2 separate regions of the Homo sapiens genome follow, and region 1 is linked to region 2. A link is a contact called in ENCODE Hi-C or POLR2A ChIA-PET data. All regions are on one chromosome and are shown on one strand. The core of a region is the stretch at or near the end of the contact, and the rest is flanking DNA. Distances in the headings are between cores, read along the strand shown.

Evidence for each region. Hi-C counts contacts between places; a loop is a spot of excess contacts on that map. ChIA-PET counts read pairs that join two places held with the same protein, here RNA polymerase II (POLR2A). Pooled maps may share reads with other maps.
Region 1: a map with no recorded cell type shows a loop between it and region 2 (3-fold over the local background). The contact joins the promoter of MKLN1-AS here to the promoter of MESTIT1 in region 2. A Hi-C loop is called at or near these places in 1 of 37 single-sample maps with no recorded cell type and 1 of 50 pooled maps. POLR2A ChIA-PET finds 5 or more read pairs at or near these places in 1 of 52 experiments (GM12878).

What each region holds. Positions count from the first base shown.
Region 1 is chr7:131,325,950-131,330,745 of GRCh38, forward strand. It overlaps MKLN1-AS (MKLN1 antisense RNA), which reads right to left and starts at 1,830. Exons shown (of 6, transcript NR_125364.1): 1 at 1,666-1,830; 2 at 857-986. It overlaps MKLN1 (muskelin 1), which reads left to right and starts at 1,927. Exons shown (of 18, transcript NM_013255.5): 1 at 1,927-2,048. The coding sequence starts at 1,951. RefSeq lists enhancers at 1,692-2,268, 1,963-2,262, 2,269-2,845 and a silencer at 1,753-1,912.
Region 2 is chr7:130,487,874-130,492,663 of GRCh38, forward strand. MESTIT1 (MEST intronic transcript 1, antisense RNA) reads right to left here and starts at 3,104. Exons shown (of 2, transcript NR_004382.2): 1 at 2,969-3,104; 2 at 1-2,094. It overlaps MEST (mesoderm specific transcript), which reads left to right and starts at 4,212. Exons shown (of 12, transcript NM_002402.4): 1 at 4,212-4,466. The coding sequence starts at 4,441. RefSeq lists a silencer at 3,040-3,249.

The sequences.
Region 1 (4,796 bases), core at 580-3,079, 840 kb after region 2:
ATGAAGGGCCTCTGTTAAACAGTTTAGAAGGGTATTGAAAGTCACCAAAAGGATTTAAGCTTAAGAAGAACTAATTAACATGTGTTTTTAAAAAAGATTGCTCAGGAACTATGTCTGGAAAAGAACAAGGACTTGACTTACATTAAGGTAAGAAGTGGAATTATAAAATCTGGGGCCCAAAGGAATTGGAGTGAGTTAATTCCTCCCCTTTAAAGTGTCTATTTTCTTCAAAGATAACCACTATATCATCTCTGGGGCTAACATTCTCTGGCCCTTTCCCACTGTCTCTGGCAGCTCCCGACCCAAGTCACTACAGTTACAGCATTCCCTTAAGGAACACATGCTTTTCCAACCTGCTGCAACACAGAAAGCACATGTAATTTTTTATTTTATTGTATTTTATTTGTTTTTCTGAGACAGAATTTCACTCTGTTGCCCAGGCTGGAGTGCAGTGGTGTGATCTTGGCTCACTGCAACCTCTGCCTCCTGGGTTCAAGTGATTCTTGTGCCTCGGCCTCCCAAGTAGCTGAGATTATAGGTGTATGTCACCACACGCAGCTAACTTTTGTATTTTTAGTAGAGACGGGGTTTCACCATGTTGGCCACGCTGGTTTCGAACTCCTGACCTCAGGTGATCCACCCACCTCAGCCTCCCAACGTGCTGGGATTACAGGTGTGAGCCACCGTGCCGGGCCTGGCCTTTCTATCTGGCTTTTTTGATTTGATATCCTAGTAGAGCCCACTATTAAAATTTCCATCTATAGAAACAGGAAGTCAGGAAAGGACTGGAGGGAATTTCGGCAGGTTAATGATTACAACGGGAAGAGAATACAATTATTGAGGTGTTTTGACTCACTTGGTCATTTCCTGAGAAACTCTTTGCTTGAATTTTTCCACTCTTCAGGTGAAGATGATGACACTGTCCAGGCTTTCAGGAGTCCAACCTCTTAGACAATAAGCGACATACTCTTTGGTAACTGCAGTGGCTAAGCCAAGGAATAAATATGCATAACTACAACAAACAGGTACTTGATGAGAACGTTATCTAGAGCTGCCAGATAATTTAGACCAAGTGCACCTTTTGTTGTAAGAAGCTGGTATGATGTCCACATAGTTTTCAGGGCTGCTGTTCCCTCTAAGAAGAAGGAATAGTCTTTTTCCTGAACTACTCTCTCTCTGAACTTTTAGGCTACAATTATGTCAGTTCAAAGTGGGCAGATTTGCCAACTGAAAAAATGATGACACGCAGCTTCCCAACTCTGTAAGGACTTTTCAGGTCTGTGGGTGAACGTCATTCCCGAGCAAACCAATGCCACAAGATTAGTAGGATGCGGCTCACAAGAAATGTTTACAATGAAGGGCATCACAGACTGCAAACCAAACAGGGTAGGAGGACACGGGACCATTTCCTTTTCCTGTCTCCATCTGACTCTGGAAGGCGGGGACAAGACATTTAAAACCAGGACCACTCCAGGAGGACAGCACATTAGCTACTGCCCTCCAGCTCCCTTCAGTGTTGTTTCCGTAAAGGACTTATAAACTGGCGAGGGCGGTGGCTTCCAAAAGCGCACAGGCGTCCCTTTTCCAACTTGGTCTTCTTATTTTCCCTTCCTGCTCCATAACTACAACGTGTTTCTGTTCGTAATCATCTCGGCTTTTCCTTACCTCTGCTTGTAAGAAAAGTCCTTTGCGCCATTCCCCTCCAAGCCCCAGGGAAGGGCCTGGAAAGCGCTTACACCTCAGACCCAGTGTCGGTCAGCCGTCAAGGAGCGAGCGACGTGGGAAACCCTGAGATAGGACATTGGCCCGGCGCTGGGCTCGGGTAACGATGCGGGGCGGGGAGCGCGGGCGGCCGGGGAGGGCGGCGGCCCCTTTAAGAGCAGGCCACGCCCCCTCCCCTCCTCCCGTTCGCTGCCAGCGGTCGGTGGCGGCCGCTACGGTGCTGACAAGATGGCGGCTGGCGGAGCTGTCGCTGCGGCGCCCGAGTGCCGGCTTCTCCCCTACGCGCTACACAAGTGGAGCTCCTTTTCCTCCACCTACCTTCCCGAGTAAGTGCCGGGCCTTGAGCTCGTGCTGCCCCACCCTTCCGCGTCAGCACGGTTGGGCCAGGGGTGCAATGGAGGGCAGCCGAGCCGAGAGGCCCAGGCGGGGCCTGCTGAGGGGGACGTGCGGCCTCCGGAGTCTTAGTTCAGCTGCTGAGAGCGTTGCTCGGCCTCGCTCGGGAAGGGGTTAGGGTCCGGAGAGCGAGCCCAGGGAGAAGGGGCGAGGTGTGTGGCGGATCCGGGGCGCGCACAGGAGAACCGGAAGCCCAGCGGTTCTGCGCTTGGGATTTGGGGGTTGAGGTTGAGGAGGGCTTGGGGGGCGGACGGCTCTGGGGCAGGAATCGGAGTTGGCGGGGCCCTGCCCGCGGGCAAACTACCCCGAATGTCTGAGGTCGTCCGAGGTGGTCGGCGTCGGGGGACAGTTCAGTCGATTGCTGCCGGGACAAAGTGTAAAGCCGAGGAGTGTCTATTCCAGAGTGGGGTCATTAAAAGTGATTAGCTCTAGAGTAGTGTTAAAAGTCACGGAAGGCTGAAAAGTTGTGGAATCCATCTGAATCCTAGCAGGCGGGGAGAACTTGTAGGATTGGCAGACGTTGTCTTTAATGCCTGGAAGTTCTGAAAAAGATAGGGAGTGGGAAGGAGGGACGTTACCGAAGAATTTCAGTATTACGGCTCATTAGAAGATGGGTTTGTATGGACACAGACACGTTTCCCAGTCCGGAAACTCAAACATAGAAACATCTGGCTTTAATGAATTTGATTTTCAACACCGGCTTTGTCTTGATCCCTGATTTAGGTGTTAAAAAAATTCAGTTGCATTGTTAGGTTTTTGTTGGTGGTGTTTTTTTCTCTAGCAAATTCCTTCTGAAATGCTGAAAATACTCTTACATAGTATCTTATTTATCTTTGGCTTATCTTTGAAAGGAGGAGCAGATCTAACTCCAATTTTACATGCTAGTGGAGGAACTGGCTTAGTAAAGGGTTAAGATCTGTGCAGATCCTGAAGAAAAGTGCTAGTTGTCCCTCTAACCATCTCACAGGACCGAAACGATTTTATGAACGAAACAAATTAATGAATAATATATTTTACTGAGTATTTTACTAAACAAAAAAGTGACTAGATCTGTGAAGCATACTCAAGTAAGTTTTCCATCTGTATTTGAGAAATTCTTCACATTTATCCAAATTTGATTTCACTGGTTATATCAATGAAGAATCTCAAAATGGAGCTGCAACTGGAAGAATCTGTCATGACTGCCAGCCTCCCATTTTATTCACCAGGTCAAGGGTTGGCATTCAGTAGGATCTGGCCCAATGAAGGGTGCCAAGTGACCTGTGGTTTGATCTGGCCTGCGTAGCCTATTCATGGCCATATCCCTGATTGATGCTGAAACCCAACTTTGAATTTGAGAGTGAGCCAGATAAACAGTCCAGCCATGTAGTTGGAGTTGAAATGTGGCCCTATGTACTTGACCTCTGATATTCTGGGCTATCTTGTTCTTGGATCTGAAGTTATTCAGCTTTTTTCTATACCCAGGCTAGGATTATGGACAGTTGGGAATTGGTGTGGCATTGTTTGATCTAACTGTAGAGACATTTTTCTGGTCTTGAATTAGCGTATTTCCAGGACGTCACTCCTTAAATTTTTGATGTAGGCCTGAGGCTTGGATAACACAAGTACCATCCGCGTTATCTGTTGTATAGACATTTTAAGAAAGTACATTTCAAGCAGGAAATGATTTAGTGGGATGGCAACTTTAATCTTTTGTGTCTTGTTACTCTGGCCCCTGGTTTGCAGTGGGCAGAACACTAGTTTTGGAGTTAGAAAGCAACAATTTGAGATTGGAGAAATACATTGCTGCAATTTTCTCAAGTACATACATAAAATAGTATTTAATACATACGTAACTTTCATACACTTCCACTTACTATATCTTGTTTAATCCTTATGACATTCTATTGACAAATGCAGTATAATTTGTATTTAAAGTAAAGTATTAGAAGAGTAATCTAAGCTTTTTTCTTTGAAGGAGTATAGTTGAGTATTATGGAGCTGGAGTTGGAGAATATTGTGTCTGCTGGGTTGGTGTGTGCCATGCCTAAATTATAAAACTCTTGGCTCTGAACTTCTATAAGCAAGCAAGGATATTACTTCTCTGTGTGACAGAAGATGTAGGAAAGGGGTTGACTTTACTTACCTTTGCCCTAAAATCCCCTCTAGCAGCAATTGTTGTATCTTTACTGGCAGTGGAAACCATATTAAGGTACTTCTTAAACAGGTCTCATTTTAGGTTAAAGACATTTGTTGAAATTGTCCACAAAGTGGCAAATATTTGTTGGCATAGATCTAAGCATTTCGAGGTGGCAGTAATAAATCAGTAACAAAAATGGTAAACATTTATGATGTGCCGTCCATTTGCTAGGCTCTCTTATGAACATTTTTAAGTGTATCAACTCATTTAATCCTTACCGCAATCCCAAGAGGAATCTCCGTTTGCCAGATGTTGGAAGCAGGTAGGGAGAAGTTTAAACTTGCCTAAGGTCACACAGCTAGATGGAACCAGAATTTGAATCAAGGTAGTCAGGCTCCACAGTCTGTGGTCTTTAACTATAGTGTTTTACTGCTTCTGCACAAAGGTATATATAGTACAGGAAATCAGAACTTTAAAAGAGCTCTTGTATTAAAGGCACTTACATTTTAGTTGTGTAAAGAAATGTGAAGTCATTAAAAAAAATTGAACAATTTTATCTCTA
Region 2 (4,790 bases), core at 1,854-4,353:
TGACCTGAAGTGATCCGCCTGCTTCAGCCTCAAAGTGCTGGGATTACAGGCATGAGCCACTGCGCCCGGCCACATTGGTTAATTTGGTTGAGAGCGGGCTCGATGTGATTTTATTGATGATAATGTCTTCAATTTGCCTTGCCCTCAGTACAAAGCAGCATGTTGTACCAAGGGTTCTGGGCTGAGGGACATAACTAGGGAAGACTGAGCTGTGAATTTGTCCCCTCAGTAGAGGATCACCCTGGCCAAGTTCCAGTTCATCTTGGAGCCTTATTTTACATCAGATGGGAAAAGACCTTGCAGGTCATTCATTGTCTTACATGCAGAGCTCGCATACCTGCCACAGGGTTACCCAGCCCCCAGTGGACAGAGAATTTGTCCCATACCAAAATGGCTGAGCCACCCAATCCCTCTAGACAGCCCCTATGTTGGAAAATTCTTTATGTTGAATCGACATCTGTTTCTCTACAATTTGCACTCATTGGAGCCATACAGAATAAAATGTCTAATGCTGCTTCCACAAATATTTGAGGACTGCTAACACATTTCCTTCTTCTACTTACTCCACAAGGCTTCTTTTCTTCAAACCAAACATGCCCATCTATTTCAAACAGGGAGGCAGTGTGGAGTAGTGGAAAGAAGGCCAACTTTGGAGCCAGGCACATCTGCGTTCAGTTCCCAGCCCCTTCACATCCTAACACTTAGCGTTCCGAGCTGCCGTATCTCTCTCTGAAATCTGTGAGTGAAAATACTCATCTAGCCAGGCTACTGTGAGGATCAGGGATATGTTGGGTGAAGATCCATGCTCATGGTAGGAGCTTAAAATACGAGAACTGTTACACCTTCAGTTTGCAATTCATTTAGTTGACCTTCTCTGAACACATTCCTATTTGTCTCTGTTTCAATATGTATCTGCTCTGTAGAACAGAATAAAATGCTTTCTGTGAGTTCTAACCAGCATAATAGAGTAGGATTAGCTTATTTTTGGTACTTCCCCTCAGTCTGCAGTCACAGTAGCCTTTTTAAGGGTCCTGTCTTACTGATTCAGTAAGTTTCTCAACCAAAACCCCTTCGTTAACATGTGCTCCTGTTCAACCAAGTTTCTCCCATTATGAAGTGTTTTAGTTGATTTGAATCTACAATGATGGCTCTTGAAAGTGGCAGTCCCGGTTGTGTCTTGTTGTCTCCATAAATATCCTGCACTTGTCATATTATGGGTCTCAAACTGGGGTTAGAAAAATATGGTTCTTGAATCTGTGGTACCATCTCTGCTGATCCCATACCACTGTTGTGAATCAGCGAGATAATAAATGCAGAGCTTTCTACATGAATTTTTGCACAGATCTGAGGTCTTATCATGAGGCGGAACTGTGTTAGACTTGGAATGTGACAAGAATGTGTGATAAGCCACTGGCTGAGGGAGTACTACTGCATGAGATATCCTGCACAGTCCAGGATAGCATCTGTCCAGAGGAACTGAAAGGGTGCAACTTCGAGCAAGCCAGAGCCGACTTTGAATTTATGTGTGGCTGTGTGTTTTCTCAGGGCTCCAAGTGTTTTATACCTTGGGTCAAATTCTCCCCCTGCGGAGGAAGCTCCTTTCTGGAAGTAAATCAGGCACATTTAGAAGATTCGTTAACTCTTTGGCTCCTGGGGGATTATGGCCAGCATTTTCTCTCTTAGACTTCCCACAGCGAATTCCTGGTTGGGCCAAGCTGATATCTTTGAGCTGACTTCTGTACTCAGGGTTCTTCCAAACAGGAATATGCTTTCTCTGCCTAAGATCTGGGTTCCATGCCCATCTCAACCTCAATCCCTCCTTCAAGGAAGTTTTTCCTAACTCCTCGGCCAGACATCAATAATGTCTGAAGGGAGGATTTCTCCCGAGTGCCAGACTTGGAATTCCTGTTGTCTTCAGGAGCTCTCCCTGGCGCTCCCTCCTTCCCCCAGGGCCTTTAAACTGTTTCTCCTCCAGTCTGCCCACTTGATCCATGTGGGTAGACATGTTCCATGGCCTTCAGAATAAGATCTTTTGTGGGGTACTCAGTCCATAAACAGAAAATTGCCTTCATCTTGGATGCTGGTGTTTCTGGCCTGGTGAGAATGAAAGTGTGGAATTTGTTTGTAGGACTCAAAGTTTCCATTAACAATAAATATGAAAAATATATAATGCAAAGGCTTTTGTTATTGTTATTATTAAAATAGGAAAGCCTTTACCTTTTTGGAAGAACCGATTTAGATTTTGCAGAGTAATTCAGTCTTTAAAAGGTAGTGGTAGTTAAAATAGGTAATCTTTGACTTGTAAAGAGACTAATTTAAATTTTGTTAAGTAACCAATTAAGGCCATAAAGAGTTTAAATCCATCTGTGGCTTCTCATTTTCTCTAGAACAAATTCCTAATTCCCTACGATGAAATTCTCTTGCTATCCTAATTTTTTGCCGGCTCAAAGGACTAACCGTTTTCCCCAAACACGCGGCCCTGAGCCTCCGGTGCTTTGCGAAAGCCGTCCCCTCCGGCTGGAATGTTCTTTGTCTCTCTGGTAAATGTCTATTCATCATTCAAGACCACCCTTCGCCCCTCCCCTTAATTACTTCCTCCCCTGTGCGCCCTCAAATTCTTGTACTCATTCAAGCAGTATTTATTAGGGGCCAGCTTTGTGGCCGGCACCGTGGCGGGCTCTGGGGCTACAAAAGGTGAATAATACTTGGGCTCTGCCTCTGAGGGCCTTACACGTTAGGGAGGAGTGGGTCAACTGCCACAAACGTCGCTAGGAAATTAAAAGGAAAATTTTACAAAGTGGCAGTTCTTGTCTGTCTTCCCCTCCAGATGGCCCGTGTGTTGTTTTCGGGCCGGGGCTATTTCTCATTTATTTCGCACCCCCGGTTCTTAGTGCCCTGTAGGTGCTAAATCAGCATTTGTTTCATGAGTGCTTTTTCTGGGGGCAACCAGACCCCTGCAGAAGTGTACCTGTGTTGTGCCAGAGGTTCTGATGATAGGCTTATAGGCGGTAGTTTCCTCAGTGTCCGTGGGTCGCCCCCGGTCCCGGGTTGGATGCCCCGCGGTCCAGCACCGAACCTTTCGGGGTGCAGAGTTGCAGAGCCGCGGAGGGCCCGGGCCGTGCGCAGCCGAAGGGAGGCCTGCAGCGCCCCCTCTGGATGCAGCGGGCACCGGCCGGCCGCCCCGCTCACCCGCTCGCACCCCACGTTTGTTCACCAGTATTTCAGTTTACGGTCAGAAAATGAACACAGACACTTCGTGATACTCTACACTTTTCAAAGGCGTAAGGGATGCCTTTTAAAGGATTATGGATTAGAAAAATTCCTCCCTCTTTCTTGTGCCTCTGGGCCCTTGCATTGTGATTCTATCTTACGTAAATAAAGGGGGCTTTGCTCTCCTAATTGTGCCCACTGTTCTGTGCAGCGCGGACCGGCGCATGCAGCGAGCGGGGCTGCGAGGGCGCTGCTGTGGCCAGGCGTCTGGCATGCTGACCACGTCGCGCTGCTGTAAAGGAAACCTGCCCCGCGCAGCGGCGGTGGCTGGAGCGGGAGAAACCGGACTTTGTGCAACTTTGGCCATAGTGGCCATCCCATGAATCTGTTTACTAGCTTGGTGGTGGGTCCAACAGAGCTTGTTGCTCCCTAGCCGCTTGCTCGTGCCCTTGGTGGTTACCGGTAGTTAAGCTTAGGGCGCATAGGGCCCTCGTGGCTCGCCACCTCTCACGGTTCAGTACCCACGCTTCGAACGAGGGATGGGAGCAGGCGCCACGGCCGGCACCCCAGAGCCCTGCTGCCCCTTAGTTCGAGCGGCCATCCTCCTGTGGGGCTTGTGGGCAGCCTGTGGGGTTTGTGGGCGGCCTGTGGGGTTTGTGGGTGGTCTAAGGAAAGAGTTGGGGCACTCAGGGGTCTGCTGTTTTTGCCCGTGGCCTTAACTCATCAGGGGAGGGTTTCTGCAGCAGAATCTCGGGCTCAGGGTTGGCGGTTAACGAGGGAGCAGCGGGGTCTTGGGGAGGGGGCTCGACACCCCTGAAGGTGCCCCCTAAAGGAGCCACTGTTAGAGGGGCACCCCATCTTTGTGGCCATGGCGGTGGTAGAGCGGCTGGGAGGGGCTCTGCGGCGAGCAAGGGAGCAGGCGGTAGGGGTTCTGCGGCGATGGGCGGGCTAGGGGCGGGGCGCGGGTGGGCTCTAAAAGTCGGTGCCCACTCGCTCCGCGCTGCCGCGGCAACCAGCACACCCCGGCACCTCCTCTGCGGCAGCTGCGCCTCGCAAGCGCAGTGCCGCAGCGCACGCCGGAGTGGCTGTAGCTGCCCGGCGCGGCGCCGCCCTGCGCGGGCTGTGGGCTGCGGGCTGCGCCCCCGCTGCTGGCCAGCTCTGCACGGCTGCGGGCTCTGCGGCGCCCGGTGCTCTGCAACGCTGCGGCGGGCGGCATGGGATAACGCGGCCATGGTGCGCCGAGATCGCCTCCGCAGGTGAGTGTGCGGTGGGAACGAGGGGGTGTGGCTGGCGGCCCTGGGACTAGGGCGCAGGCGAGCGGAGGACTGTGTGCCCGTGTCCGAGCTGGGGCTGCCTCTGGGCGAAAACTCTACCGACAGGCGGCACGCATTCCGCGCCCGCTCTGCCTACTTGAGGAGGGGGTGTCACTCCTGCCCGCAATGGAATGTTCAGAACGCGGGACCTCCTTGGGTTAGGATTTCTAGACCCCGGGATCGTCGTGGTGAGATTTAGGATTTCTGGACCCCAGCGTCATCTTGATATGACTTAGGATCCATAATGACCCTGGTCTCACCCTGATG